Regions from separate parts of the Homo sapiens genome. Here region 2 is linked to region 1. A link is an interaction called in ENCODE POLR2A ChIA-PET data of the cell type or tissue named here. Cell type or tissue: OCI-LY7. All regions are shown on one strand. Links, peaks and the distances in the headings refer to the core of each region. The heading gives the core; the rest is flanking DNA.

Evidence for each region. Peaks named below come from ENCODE experiments on the same cell type or tissue, not always from the same donor. Only the 100,000 strongest peaks of a DNase experiment are listed, where the experiment ranks them.
Region 2: POLR2A ChIA-PET joins it to region 1 with 24 read pairs; 1 of 35 experiments calls an interaction of 5 or more read pairs at or near these places.

Annotation. Positions count from the first base shown.
Region 1 is chr13:50,103,686-50,111,417 of GRCh38, reverse strand. All of the region lies in intron 1 of DLEU2 (deleted in lymphocytic leukemia 2), which reads left to right. The region is part of intron 2 of DLEU1 (deleted in lymphocytic leukemia 1); the gene reads right to left. Among named protein-coding and RNA genes, the nearest start is that of DLEU2, 18 kb to the left of the region's middle. In OCI-LY7, for the core only: no CTCF peak of the experiment used is centred there; a DNase peak (open chromatin) is centred at 4,627; H3K4me3 peaks cover 1,448 bases; H3K27ac peaks cover 2,001 bases.
Region 2 is chr13:49,366,072-49,373,803 of GRCh38, reverse strand. The region is part of intron 5 of CAB39L (calcium binding protein 39 like); the gene reads left to right. Among named protein-coding and RNA genes, the nearest start is that of CAB39L, 74 kb to the left of the region's middle. In OCI-LY7, for the core only: a CTCF peak has its summit at 5,596; a DNase peak (open chromatin) is centred at 4,913; H3K4me3 peaks cover 2,437 bases; H3K27ac peaks cover 4,000 bases.

The DNA of each region.
Region 1 (7,732 bases), core at 2,517-6,516:
TGACCTATGAAACATGACAGAAAATTATTTATCTTGAAATTTTGTAATATGCCACAGTTTCATTGATAGAAATAATTAGAAAAATGTAAAACAAAAAAAAAATGAACTAATTTTAAAATCTGAGTTTGGGTCTCTTAACTTAGTCTCCCAGAAAAGCATCACAAAACTAAATACCCAGAAAAATGCAATAAAACTGCAGGATTAAGAGTTATGATTTGGGAGGGAGTATAATCCAATATATTTACAAATTTGTAGCCAATAGTATGAATAACTTCTATTTCTTAGCTTTGCCCAGAAAATCAATTATTCCTCCAAATAGTTTGGATCTCTAGTATATTCAACTTTTTTTTTTTTTTTTCCTGAGATGGTATCTCACTCTGTTGCCCAGGCTGGAGTGAAGTGGCAGGATCTCGGCTCACTGCAACCTCCGCCTCCCAGGCTCAAGTGATCCTCCCACCTCAACCTCCTGAGTAGCTTGGATTACAGGCGCATGCCACCATGCCCCACTAATTTTTTTAGTTTTTTTTTGTAGAGCCGGGATCTCGCTGTGTGCCCCAGGCTGGTCAAGAACTCCTGGACCCAAGCGATCCACCTGCGTTGGTTTCCCAAAGTGCTGAGATTACAGGTGTGAGCCACCGCACCTGGCCAACAATATTTTCATTTATTATCCTTTGAAAAATATTATTATTAACTGCTAACTGGCCACCAATGCTGTAGCTTGGAAAACTAATACATTCATTTAGTATGTACAAAATTACAGGTTGTATTAAAATTCAAGATGTGAAAATTGAGGAATGCTTCTATGCTTTTTCATACTATACATGTCATTTCAGAAACTCTGAAAGTACATGCCTCTCTCTAGCCCTTTCACTGCCATAAAGATCTCAACATAAAATGAGGGTCAAGGAAAGTATTCTGTTACAGTGTCAATCTGAAAACTATCAAACTCAGTATTTTTGGTCTGGTTTTGATATACATAAATAAAATACATATGTATACAGATTTTATATAACCATATTTACATATATCACATTTTTTCTTTGAAAGTAATGTTTAAAATTGTAAACAGAATGTGTTAACTAGAGAAATGTTGGAAACCACAAAAGTATTGTCATCTGTAATCCCACCAGCCAGAGAAAAACCAATGTTAACATTCATGTTTCCTTCCTGTATTTAAAATATATAGTTGCTAATTACTACATATAGTTTTATATCTTATTTTTGTCACTCAGTAGTTTATAATGACCATTTTTTCATGTTACTGAATAGTTTTGAAAACCTGTTTTTAACATCTGCATAGCTTTCCAACATATAGATATACCAAAATTTATTTATCAATCTCATTTTTAAACATTTAGATTGTTCCTCAATTTCTGCAATTATGTAAAGATATTTTTAGAATCCATACTCGTCAACTAATAGTCAAAATACTATTGTTGGCTCTCCTGTCTTGTTCCTTTGTGGCAGGGGATGGGGGAGTTGTTATTCCTTTTACTCATGTACTCCGGCCTATACATGGCTTTCTCGCAACATGAAAACTCCACTCTGGACAATGTTATACAGCCTGTCCCTTCTCCTTTCTAAAACAGTATCATCCCTGAGTGAGGTCCATATTTCTGCAGCTCTCCTGCAGCAAAAGAATGTGAATTAAAGCCAATTCATGCCTGTATAAAGTCTGGATAGTGTATTTTTTAACTTTAACCAAAGTTGAAATCCAGGAGATTAAAACCCCACCAGCAGACAGACAAAAAATCATTTGTTAGCTATACCAAAAATATGACTTAGCACCACATACGTAGAGACAAGGAGTGTGTGTTAACTATGACTTAGCTGATTTTGCCATGATCCTGAATGTGCTATTATATGAATTGTTATTACATTGAAACATTATAAACATACAATTAGGAAAAGTAAAATTTAAGGTTTTTAACTGGTAAATTCACTGAAAAACTATAAAATCTGCTGTCTAGTTTTTGACTTTTTATAGTATTATTTCAATAACTATCACATTCTGTATTAGCTTTGATATTATTTCTCCACTCATGGAGTAAAGTATAGAAATCAGAGAAGTGACACAGTGTTTTAAAATTACTCTAACTAGCCGGGCACTGTGGCACACACATGTAGTCCTTACTACTCAGGAGGCTGAGGCAGGAGGATAACTTGAGCCCAGTAAGTCGGGGCTGCAGTGAGCCGATCACACCTCTGCATTCCAGCCTTGGTGACAAAGCAAGACTTCATCTCAAAAAAACGAATAAATAAAATAATAATAATAAAACTACTCTAAAAAACCTTGGGTAAGTTTAAAATCCTTTCAATTTAATAGCTTGTTTGGGAGAAGAGTATAACCTCTCTTGTGCCTTGGTGAGAGTTAAACATTTTTTTAAAATAATTTCAAGTTTCTATGAAGCACTTGCGCTTCTGTAATATCAACTTGAAATCTGAAGAAATGCTCATGTTAAGAATTATTTCAAATAGGCTGGTCGCGGAGGTTCATACCTGTAATCCCAGCACTTTGGGAGGCTGAGGTGGGCGGATCACCTGAGGTCAGGAGTTTGAGACCAGCCTGATCAACACTGAGAAACCCCGTCTCTACTAAAAATAACAAAATTAGCGGGTGGTGGCGGCGGGGCGGGGCGGGGGCGGCGCCTGTAATCCCAGCTACCCCGGAGGCTGAGGCAGGAGAATCACTTGAACCCAGGAGGCAGAGGTTGTGGTGAGCCAAGATCGTGCCAGTGCACTCCAGCCTGGGCAAAAAGAGCGAAACTGTGTCTCAAAATAAAAGAGAAAACAAAAAAAATTATTTTGGCCGGGCGCAGTGGCTCATGCCTGTAATCCCAGCACTTTGGGAGGCCAAGGCGGGCAGATCACGAGGTCAAGAGATTTAGACCATCCTGACCAACATGTTAAAACCCTATCTCTATAAAAATACAAAAAAAAAATTAGCTGGGCATGGTGGTGCGTGCCTGTAGTCCCCGCTACTAGGGAGGCAGAGGCAGTAGAATCGCTTGAGCTCCGAAGGCGGAGGTTGCAGTGAGCTGAGATTGCACCACTGCACTCCAGCCTGGCTACAGAGGGAGACTCCCTCTCAAAAAAAAAAAATATATATATATATATTTCTACCATTAGCTCTGGACATTGTAGTCATAGATGGGAGAATGTTTAGTGAAAAAAGGAAACTTTTGAAGTGATATAATCCAACTCTCATTTTACAGATGAGAAACATGAAGCGCAGATATGTTAAATTAAATATCTTTACTGCTCAGAGCACTTTTTTTTTTTTTTTTTTGGAGAAAGGGAGGGGCTTCTAATACTATTATGGCCTACTGCCTGCCTGTAGATAAAAGGTAATAGGAAGACTATGTAGCCATCACTATTGGACAAACCCAAGAAAGATATCTTATTTTGATCATAAGTATATATTTTCCCCTCAAGATTCTTGTTGGAGGATCCATTCCACCTTTATCTATTACCACAGACACAAAAGGGAAGTTCCTTTACACAAATCAATAATCATCCACAATAAAACCCATGAGAGAAGCTGGAGTTAGTTGGCAAAGCCACAGCATTTTACCACTCCTGGGAGGAACATTTACCTATATCCATATGTATGCATACCTGTAGCCTCTCAGTTGTGCTTCAGAAAAATCCCAGTTGCATACATTACAGTGTGTGACCACTGGAGTTGTGTATCACAGGGACACTTCATATATGTTTTATAGATCAAATTAATGACGGCAGGCTAATTGCCATAATAGATCATCCCCAAAATATATAGTGGCTCAAAGTTGTTCTTGCAAAACAAGTTTACTTTACTATTTCTTTAGTAGTTTCCAAGGTCTTACTGTACCTAAGCATTTAGGACCTAACTTCCAAGGTTTCCTTGGAGGGGTCAGTCTGTTGGGAGTTTTTTAGGGACAGGAGCTTAAAGTAGTTGATTTCTTTAGTTGACTTAAAGAGCTTAAAGTAGTTGACATCCATTCTCATTCCACTAGCTAGAGCTTAGTCATATGCCCACATCTAACTGCAAGAGAGGCTAGGAAATGAAATTTATCTGTACGGCCATGAAGTGAGAACATGGATTTTGATGTCTAGCTGGCTGTCATTGCTTACTTGAGTGCCCCCCTCCCTCCCAAATTCCTAAGTGGTTACCAAAAAATAAATTAGCTGACACAATTATGCTTCAAATAGAAAAAGTTAATAGTGAAACAAAGGGACTTTTATTTAAGAATTAACCTCTATCGTTTACCTCCTTTAGGCAGAATTGTTAATTTTGCATACCAATAGTCAACTGGCAACTGAAATCTCAAAATGAGGAAAAAGCAAATTTTTACAAGCATTACCTTTACATACATATTTAGATGGAGTTTGGCTTGGTTTTCTTATTCCATTACTAGTCAAATTCACAACTCAGACTTATAGCTCCTTACTTGTTTTAGGGGCTACCCTATTATTAAATGATGTTTGAAAAATACTCAACTTTTTACAACAAAGATAGCAGTTCCACAAATGAAAACAGCAGTAAGTTAGGTCTGTTTGTTTCCTTTGGATAAGTTGTTATAATCCTCAAACTGTACTCAACTATTCAGTTTTTCATAGAAGCACTGCATGGTTGCACTTCTGAAATCAAAAACAGGAAGTATGCCATATAAATGTCAGTAAAACTAAAACTCAGTTCTATGGTTTGATGTTTCTCTTCCTGCTGTATTTTCATATTATGTATGATTTTATGTGTACTTAGAATGACTGCGTAAAGGCAAACACTAATCTTACCTGATTTGTTTTCTTTGACAGCCTAACACAGTTTTAGGTTGGGTATGGGGGGCATGGAGGAAACCTGTGAAATAACCTAATATTGTAACTTTCATGGAGGGAAAGGAAAGGGCCAAGAAACTGCTGTTAATTTGGCATTGTTAGAAATTGCTTTTATGTATAGGCTGCCCAACTTTATTATTGCCAGAATACAGTATAGATAAAGAGGGCAGAGTCTTTTAACTATTTAAAAATCTACTACAGAAAAAAACTGTTACACTTTGTCTTATTTTGACACCTAAGCAATTCTTGAATGTGTTCCACTACCTTAATTCCTTCATGAGACAATTAAGGAGTGGCCTAAATACTGTGAAAATCCAGGATATCCCTGCTTGTTCTCTGTGAAGAAGTAGGAGTCTTCTTATAGTTAATTAATATTTCCAATATAACACCATTCCACAGAAATTTCTATAGAAATTCCAAGAAAATATTTAAACTGACCAGTCCAGAAGTTTTACGTTACTTCAAATATTTCTGGAGAAATGTTACGAACACATAGGTGTCTCTGTAACTTTAAAATGTTTTTCTTTAGGAAACTGTTTCTCTTTAGTTTGTACTTAAATTGAACACTGAAGGAACAATTTACAGTCACATACTATAGGAGTGAAGTAACAAAAAATAGAGCCTGTCTAAACTCCCTTGAAAGACCACACTGACCCAGAAAATATGGCTTAAAAGACAAAAAGGTACCCCGATTGTTTACTGTCTTTTTTTTTTGCAGCATATGAGGCACTGTTGAGTGGCACATACAATATATATAACATTTGAGGCATTATCTTTTGATTGAAAATACAGAAGAGATATGGGTGTATGTGAGAAGTAACATAAATAAGGGTAGGTTAATGAAGTGCAAACTATACATAATTGCTAAAGGGATGTGGAAAATCAAGTGATTTAAATCTAGATTGATATTGGGTAGAAGTCTGCTGGAATAGGCAAATCTTTTTTTTTTTTTTTTGGAGACGGAGTTTTGCTCTTTTGCCCAGGCTGGAGTGAAGTGGCGTGATCTCAGCTCACTGCAACCTCTGCCCCCCTGGGCTCAAGTGATTCTCCTGCCTCAGTCTCCCAAGTAGCTGGGATTACAGGCGCCTGCCACCACGCCCGGCTAATTTTTGTACTTTTAGTAGAGATGGGGTTTCGCTATGTTGAGACTGGTCTCAAACTCCTGACCTCAGGTGATCCACCTGTCTCAGTCTCCCAAAGTGCTGGGATTACAGGCGTGAGTCACTGCGCCCAGCCAGCAAATCTTATGTAGAATTTTTAAGGAGTGGTGAATTTGGATTGCCAGAGAGAAAAGATAACCATTCATTCATTCATCAAAGATTTATTGAGTGCTTACTGTGTGCCAGGCACTGTTCTAAAGACACAGCAGCAAACAAAACTGTTATAGAACAGGATAAGGCAGGTCATCTCCCAGATACGACACTTTGATAGGAACACAAAATACAAATAGGAGAGTAGAAAGAGATGAAATACAAAGAGAAAGAGCTGATATTGGGCTTATATTAATATTGAAAGGCCTTACATGCTAGATATTCTAAATGGGAGAAACATGCTGGAAAGATACTTGGCATGAATGAACTTATGTCCCTATGTTCAGAACAGACTGCTTTCCCTTCTCTGTTGGTTGGCTCTTCTAGCCTCCTAGGAACTTTTATAATCACCAGTATGATCCAATATAAATACTGCACATATGAAGGTTCCCAGTTGAGGAGTTTGGAAGCAAAAAGGGAAAGAATGGCTGGCAAAGGCTTCAATCTTCTGTCTCCTTTTATCTTCCCAATGGCTAGTAGAAAATACTATCATCAATCTCTTCCTTGCAACAATCTCCCATTTGATATTTGTCTGCATTGTGACTCAATTCCTGAAGGTTCTGTTCTTCATTCCTTTCTGGTAGAATCACTGAAAAGAAAGGAGATTACATTTACATTTGCTTTCTAGTCAATCAGGTTTTTCTTATTCGCCCAGCAACACTTCTCTACAGAGAGTTTGATGAAAAGTATTTTATGTTTTATATAGGCTAGTGGAGACATGGGTATGGCAGGATGGGAGGGTAGGGAAAATATCAAGAGGCTATAGTCTTGATATATAGTACTCTTGATATAGTACAAGCTTGATATTTAATAGCTTGAATTAAATGGGCAATTTTAAAAATGAAAAGAAACATATCTGCAGTGCCTTACAAAGAAGTAACTATAAGAAGTAACAAGTTTAGTGATCATTTACCTATAGGGAAGAAATAAAATAAGGAAATGAACCTAAGATTGTAAACTTAAAGGTCCAAAAACTTGTGTTGTCACCAACAACAGCCAAGAAATTTGGAAGAAATACCTTGAAGGAAAAAAATAATGTCAGATCTAAGTGGGATATTACTAGAAGACAGAGGAGAAGCTTTCTTGATAAGCTATCTGGCCTGTTGATGTACATATGAAAGTCATCATCATACAGAAATTGAGTCCAGGCGCAGTGGCTCATGCCTGTAATCCCAGCACTTTGGGAGGTCTTGAGCTCAGGAGTTCGAGACCAGCCTGGGCAACATGGCAAGACCCCATCAATACAAAAAATTTTAAAAAGTTAGCCAGGCATGGTGACACACCCTTGTAGTCCCAGCTACTCTGGAGGCTTAGGCGGGAGGATCACCTGAGCCCAGGAGTTGGAGGTTGAAGTAAGCCTGCACTCCAGCCTAGGCAACACAACAAGACCCTGTTTCGTTAAAATAAATAAATAAAAGAAAGAAAAATTGATTGACATTCTATGGACTAATGAGGGAATGGAATGAAGATCAAATGGTTGTATATGAACTTTGATTGCAAGATAAGCTACCAATTACTGACAAAAAAAATTGAGTAACATACTGCATGATTCCACATATATCAGTTCTAGAAAATGCAAACTGGTCTCTAGTGACAGAAAACAGGCC
Region 2 (7,732 bases), core at 2,517-6,516, 740 kb after region 1:
TGTCTCTTGGTTCATGGCTTGCACTGGGACAGCCACTTCTGTGTTACCTTGAGTACGAGGACTGTGTTTGCCACACCTAGTGGCATGTTAATTTGTGAATTGTTTGAATGAATGTAGTAATGAGAATGAGATATCAAAGCAGAGGTAAAAGAATTGGACCAAAAGAAGGTATTGGGACATACCAGTGAGCCATTTTTCTGAAGGAATCAGTAAATTGTTTAGAAGATAATTCAAACTCTTTGGGGTGATGATTATATGATTTCAGTACGTGAATAGCCTCTCCTGGTGCTTCTTTGGATAGCAGAACAGTCATTTGACTGTAAAATTTCTGGTATGTTTTGATAACAGAAAGGAAAAATTATTATTTTAAGGATGGACTACAGCTTTTGCCAGATAACCTAGGAGAATGGCACATTCCTTACAGAGAAAAAAAGTGAATTTTTGTTTAGAAGATACCTTGATTGGCTTTTTTGTTAGTTTGAAAGGCTGAAGTCTCTAGGCAATGTCTGTAAGGAAAAGACTGAAAGAAAAAAGCTTAGATTTCCTTGGCAGAGAAAAGTAACAGAAATTTGAGAAATGCCCTCTTTGGCCAAGGTTGATAGGAGTAGGAAATAGAAGAAAGGAGAAAGGTTTGGAGGGAGGGAGAGAGAGGTATCCAGAACCATGACAAAAGGAAGATGTTCATGGAGAAAGATGATCAGGAAGACTGAGGAACCTTTCATAAAAGTGATCTGTAGACTTCAGCTTGAAGGTGTTTCTGCACTGTGCTGTGATTATCCTTTGTTCACCTTAAACCTTTGTAAAGGAACTTTGTACTAATAATACATGTTGAGGCCGGCGCAGTGGCTCATGCCTGTAATCCCAGCACTTTGGGAGGCCGAGGCGGGCGGATCACAAGGTCAGGAGATCGAGACCATCCTAGCTAACACGGTGAAACCTCATCTCTACTAAAAATATAAAAATTAGCCGGGCGTGGTGGCGGGCGCCTGTAGTCCCAGCTACTCTGGAGGGAGGCTGAGGCAGGAGAATGGCGTGAACCCAGGAGGCGGAGCTTGCAGTGAGCCGAGATTGCACCACTGAACTCCAGACTGGGCGACAGAGCGAGACTCCATCTCCAAACAAAACAAAAACAAAAACAACAACAAAAAACAAGTTGAGTGAAGAAGGGGTGGTTTTCTACACTTGGAGTAAACTGAGTGCTGAAAAAATAAGCAGTTGCAGGAAACAAGGCAATGAATGGGGGTTGAAGGGCGCTGGGAGCAGGGGTTTGGAACCCTGAGCTGACAGCAGTGATGGTGGCTGGCAGCACTGACTTAAACTGGATGGCAGGGACTGACTCAGGAATCTTTGACAAACCTACTTCTCTGTCAGGAATCTAGAGGAAAGTGGCCCACTGGGGTAGGGACAATACTGGAGGATCCGGCTATCATCATGTGAATAATGGCTAGTTAGGAGGTCGGCCTTTGGGTTAAATAAAAATCTCATTATGTAGCTATAAATTTTTATCTAATGCTTTAAGCCTTAAAATTGCAGACAGAAAAGAACCATTTCAGCACACTATTATGAGGTTCAAAAAATGATTTGTGGCTGAGTTTGCAAGGCTTCTGATTTTTATGGGCTCAGGATCAAACTCAGCTGTGTTTTTTGAGGTTTGGCTACTATTCAAGACACAGCTTTAGACTCTTTGATGTTTTGAAACACAACGTGATAAGAGATCAAAGGAGGGAAAATGTATTGCCTGTAAGGTCTGATACATTCATTTTAAAGGCAGGTGTGCCTTGCAAAACCAGGGTGGATGCAAAGTGAACTGTTCAGGCTGAATAAGCAGCTCAAAGAAGCAGAAAATTGTCTTCTATGGTAACTTAATCCCTAATGATTATTTCTCGCTACATTAAAAAAAATTAGCAAAACAGGCCCAGTGCAGTGGCTCACGCCTATAATCCCAGCACTTTGGGAGACTGAGGTGGGAGGATTGCTTGAGCCCAGGAGTTTGAGACCCCCCTGGGCAACATGGCAAAACCCTGTCTCTACAAAAAATAAAAAAAATTAGCAGAGTATGCCTGCCTGTGGTCCCAGCTACTCAGGAGGCTAAGGTGGAAGAATCACCTGGGCCCAGGTGGTTGAGGCTACAGTGAGCCAAGATTGTGCTACTGCACTCCAGCCTGGGTAATAGAATGAGACCCTGTCTCAAAAGAAAAAAAAATAGCAAAACAAACACTCCAGGATCAACTTTTCCACTTTTCATTAAGCCATTTTGTAGTCCTACATTTTGTAAATGTTTATCCTCTAATAATCTTTTTCTATTCCCTGGACCTGATTAAAGTGGCCCTTGGCCAGGCGTGGTGGCTTACGTCTGTAATCCCAGCATTTTGGGATACCTAAATTCAGGAGTTCGAGACCAGCCTCGCCAACGTGGCAAAACCCTATCTGTACTAAAAATACAAAAATTAGCCGTGGCCATGGTGGCATGCACCTGTAATCCTAGCTACTTGGGAGGCTGAGGCAGGAGAATCGCTTGAACCCAGGAGGAGGAGGTTGCAGTGAGCCAAGATCGCACCATTGCACTTCTGCCTGGGCAATAAGAGTGAAACTCCATCTCAAAAAAAAAAAAAAAGAAAGAAAAAGAAAAAGAAAAAAAAATGGCTCTTTACCTTTGGTTTTATTACTGTAAAAATATAACAGAAATCATAAAGCCTTAAAATACCAGCTTTAACTGTACATTATACATTTAACAATTTGAAATGCTTACTATGCGTGTCAGCCATTGATTTTATTTAATTATGTTTGGTCTTGATTTTATTTGATTGTGTATATATTTTGTGCCCCTCACTGGACAAATTAAAGAATTTACAATCTCAGGTAGGGAAATACTATGTCATAGAAAATGGCATTTTATGTTATCATTACCCTATTGCCCTAAAGCTTAATGAATATAAGCTTTAGAAGGCCTTTATCCTATAAAGGAATATAATTTATGGGTGATTAAAAATGGCATTTGGCATCAGGCTCTTAATTAGATGTGAAACCTGTTAATTGTTTGTAATAAAATTAAGACAGTGACCATTAGTTTGATCGTACCAGACATTTTAAGGAATGTAATCTGCATAAGGATGAAGACTGCTTGTGCTGTGTATAAAGTGTTGTGTCTGCCCACTCCCTCTGCTTTCTGGGGAATGCTCCCTCCTTCTCCACTCACATGGTTACCATGGGAACAACCATTTTGGGTGATATGACACCCTGGACAACACAAAGCTGAATGATCTGCAAGTGGATATCTGACCAAAAGAGGGCCAGAGGCTTTCTGCAGGAATTCTGGAACTAGAACTGAGACAGAACCCCAGTGTTTAGCCAGGTGCTAAAGATAGTAAATGCAGTTTTTCCATCAGTGGTCGTATTTTTCACTATGTGGCCTAAAGAAACAGAAGAAGCCAGCCTGCAGAGAAAATAGAATGACAAAGATATTGGGGCAGTGGGGGAGATAATCTCCCATATAAATTCCCACAGATGGATTTCATGTAATATATAAATTTAATATATTTAAATTTTTTTGAGAGCAACTTTGAGCTAGCTTGTAGTTTCATTCCCTATATCTTTCCCAATATCTATAAATTAGTCCAATTTGAATTTTAGTCCCCAGCAAGATCCCTCACTAATCCATTCAGTGGCTACCCCTCACCCGGTAGACTGTTCTGCCTATCCACTTCTGCTACTGAAATTCAGCACAACCACTTGCTCCCACCCACCTCAACTCCCCCGCAACACACCAGCAAGAATAGAGAAGTCCCTGACTTCACTGGCTATAATTTTCATTTTTAAAAATTATGATACAATTTATAAATAGTAACATTCACCCTTTTTAGTGCACAGTTCTGTAATGAAGAACAACAGTTCCATCACCCTAAAAAATTCTCCTATGCCGGCTGGGCACGGTGGCTCACGCCTGTAATCCCAGCACTTTGGGAGGCCGAAGTGGGCAGATCATGAGGTCAGGAGCCCGAGACCATCCTGGCCAACATGGTGAAACCCTGTCTCTACTAAAAATACAAAAATTAGCCGGGTGTGGTGGTGTGCACCTGTAGTCTCAGCTACTCGGGAGGTTGAGGCAGGAGAATCACTTGAACCTGGCAGGTGGAGGTTGCAGTGAGTCGAGATTATGCCACTGCACTTCAGCCTGGGTGACAGAGCAAGACTTTGTCTCAAAAAAAAAAAAAAATCTCCTTTGCCTCTTTGTAATCATCTCCTTTTCCTGTCCTCGGCCTCTGGCAACCATTGATCAGTTTTCAGTCCTTATATTTTCACCATTGCAAAAAGATTGGGTAAACAGAATCATATATATGTAGCCTTTTGAGCCTGGCTTCTGTCAGCATAACGCATTTGAGATTCATCCATGTCGTTGCCATGTATTAGGAGTCTGTTGCTTTTTATTGCTGAGTAGTAGTCCATTGCATGGATGGACCACAGATCATTTATCCATTCCCCACTTGTGGGATATTTTACATATTTCCAGTTTCTAGCAATTACAAATAAAGCTGCCGTTAACCATTTATGTATAGTATTTAGTGTGAACATAGGTTTTCCTTTCACTTAGATAAATACCTAGGAGTAGGGCTGTTGGGGAATGTCAACTTTTTGTTTTGTTTTATTGTTTTAGCCATTCTAATAAGGGTTTGTGATATCTCATTGTGATTTTAATTTGGATTTCTCTAATGACTAATGATGTTGAGCATCTTTTCATGTACATTTTTGCTACCATATCTCTTCTTTTATGAAGTATTTATTCATATCTTTTGCCCCTTTTTAATTTCGTTGCTGAATTTTGAGAATTCTTTATATATATTCTATATAAAAGTCAATGGCTTGTGTTTTGAAGTGGGTGTTTTCTAGTCTCCGCCTTCTTTTCTCATTTCCCTTTTCTCATCTATGCTATCTGTGAGGGATGCTCTTTTTCAGCAATCATTCTGGTTGCTGTGACTGCTGTTCACCACCTCTTTCTTCCCTCCTTTTCTCTTTTCTTATTTGATTTGAGTTAATACTTCCATATATATAATTCATTCATTCAGCAAATAATTATGGAGCATTTCATGTTAAAGCTGACTTTTTTGAATTTGCCAGCAAACACAAGGGCTTCTTCAGGTTTGGGATCTTATTGGTTACATTGTATGTAACCTTAGAATTGCCAGCTAATTTTTGGCATTTTGGGCCATTTCTGGATGTTGCTTCTTTATTATCAAATATATTTTTAGGGTTTTTCTGTCTTTTTTTTCTGGCCACTTCTGAGTCCAGGGCTTGAGATCTGGCAGCCTGCGGGTTGCAAAAAACTGGTTTTGAAATAGTTAAGGTTTCACTCCAGTTAGATTTGGCATGACAAATTGATAGCTACAAAGATTAACGTGTAATGTAGAGATCATTATTCACCAGCTTGTACCTGTTTCAGTGTTCTGTAATCCTTTCTATTCTAATCCTTTCCTCTGTTTTGGGAAGCGGTCCCTGGTAGCAGAACCTGCTTTTGTTATCCACAGGGGGCTTCCTTTGCCTTTGCACACATTTGCTAATGAACTAGAAGAATGTTTTCCTCTATGTAAAAGTTGGATAGAGTTCTGCAGAGCTTCATTTCTACTGGAATGCTGTATGGAATGTTCTTGTGACATTTCACTGGGAAGTATGAAAAACATGTTCCTATGACATTTCAAAGAGGGTTGATATTTATTCTGCAATATTACACTGCAGGGTCTAGAAAGGTTTGAACGAAACAGATGATTTCTTTCATTTTAAAATCAATTTATGCTTACAGCTATATCTTTTTTTATACAGCAAATATAGTCTTTAACATCAGTATAAATAAAATTTATGTAATTCAACCTTTTTTTTTTTTTGAGACAGGGTCTCACGCTGTCACCCAGGCTAGAGTGCAGTGGCATGATCTCAGCTTATTGCAACCTACACCTTCCACCTACACCTTCTAGGCTCAAGTGATCCTCCCACATAAGCCTCCCAAATAGCTGAGACTATAGGCATGTGCCACTACACCCAGCTAATTTTTGTATTTTTTTGTAGAGATGGGGTTTCACCATGTTGCCCAGACTGGTCTCAAACTCCTGGGTTCAACTGAGCCTCCAGGCTTGGCCTCTCAAAGTGCTAGAATTACAGGCATGAGCCACCGTGCCCGGCCTATAAACATTTTTTAGTGTTTTAAAATTATGAGAGCAACTGATTTTGGAGTATTCTTTTAAATTGAAGATTCACCTACTAATTGGTTTTTGTGTGAACATAGTTTTCATTTCTCTGTGATAGATGCCAAGAGCGCAATTGCTGTTATGGTTAGCTGCATGTTTAGCTGTTTCAGGAACTGCTAAAGTGTTTTCCAGATTGGCTATACTGTTTTACATTTCCACTACAATGTATGAGTACAGTTTCTCTTCATTCTTGCCAGCATTTGATGTTGTTGCTATTTTTTATTTTAGCCATTCTGATAGGCATGTAATAATATTTCATTGTGGTTTTGATTTTCATTTCCCTAATGGCTAACAATGTTGAACGTCTTTTATGTGCTTGTTGCCATCTGTATATCCTCTTTGGTAAAATGTGTCTTCATGTCTTTTAGCCATTTTCTCTGTTTTGTTTATTTTTATTTTATTTTTTAAGTAGAGATGGGGTCTTGCTATGTTGCCCAGGCTACTCTCAAACTCCTGGCTCAAGTAATCCTGCTTCAGCTTTCCAAAGTAATTTCTTGCCTGGGATTATAGGCATGAGCCACCCCACCCAGCCTTTTATCCATTTTCTAATTAGATTGCTTGTTTGTTTGAGGCAGGATCTTGGTCTGTTGCCCAGGCTGGAATTCAGTGGCACAATCTCAGCTCATTCCAGGGCTCAAGCAATTCTTGTGTCTCAGCTTCCCGAGTAGCTGGGATTACAGGCATGCACCACCACGCCCAGCTAATTTTTGTATTTTTAGTAGAGACAAGGTTTCACCACGTTGGTCAGGCTGGTCTCGAACTCCTGACCTCTGGTGATCTGCCTGCCTTAGCTTCCTAAAGTGCTGGGATTACATGTGTGAGCCACCATGCCTGGCAGATTGTTTGTTTTTCATACTATTAAGTTTTTTGGGCTTTGATGGGGGGTTGGGTTTTGGAGGGAGGGTGTTTGGAGAGCATGGGTTTTTTTTTTTTTTTTTTTTTTTAGACAGAGTTTCGCTCTTGTTGCCCAGGCTGGAGTGCAATGGCACGATGTCAGCTCACTGCAGCCTCTGCCTCCTGGGTTGAAGCGATTCCCCTGCCTCAGCCTCCTGAGTAGCTGGGATTATAGGTGCGTGCCACCAAGCCTAGCTAATTTTTGTATTTTTAGTAGAGACGGGGTTTCACCATCTTGGCCATGCTGGTCTCAAACTCCTGACCTCGTGAGAGCATGGGTTTTTATTTATTTCTTTTTTCTCTTTTTTTCTTTTTAATTTTTGTGGGTACATAGTAGGTAGTGTATATGAGATATTTTAGTACAGGCATGTAATGTGTAATAACCACATCATGGAAAATTGGGTATCCATCCTCTCAAGCATTTATCCTTGGTGTTACTAGATCTTATTCATTGTTTCTATTGTTTTTTGTACCCATTAACCATCCCCATCTCACCCTGACACACTCCCCTGCTACCCTTCCTAGCCTCTGGTAACCATGCTTCTATTCTTGATTTTCATGAGTTCACTTGTTTTAATTTTTAGATCCCACAAATAACTGAGAAC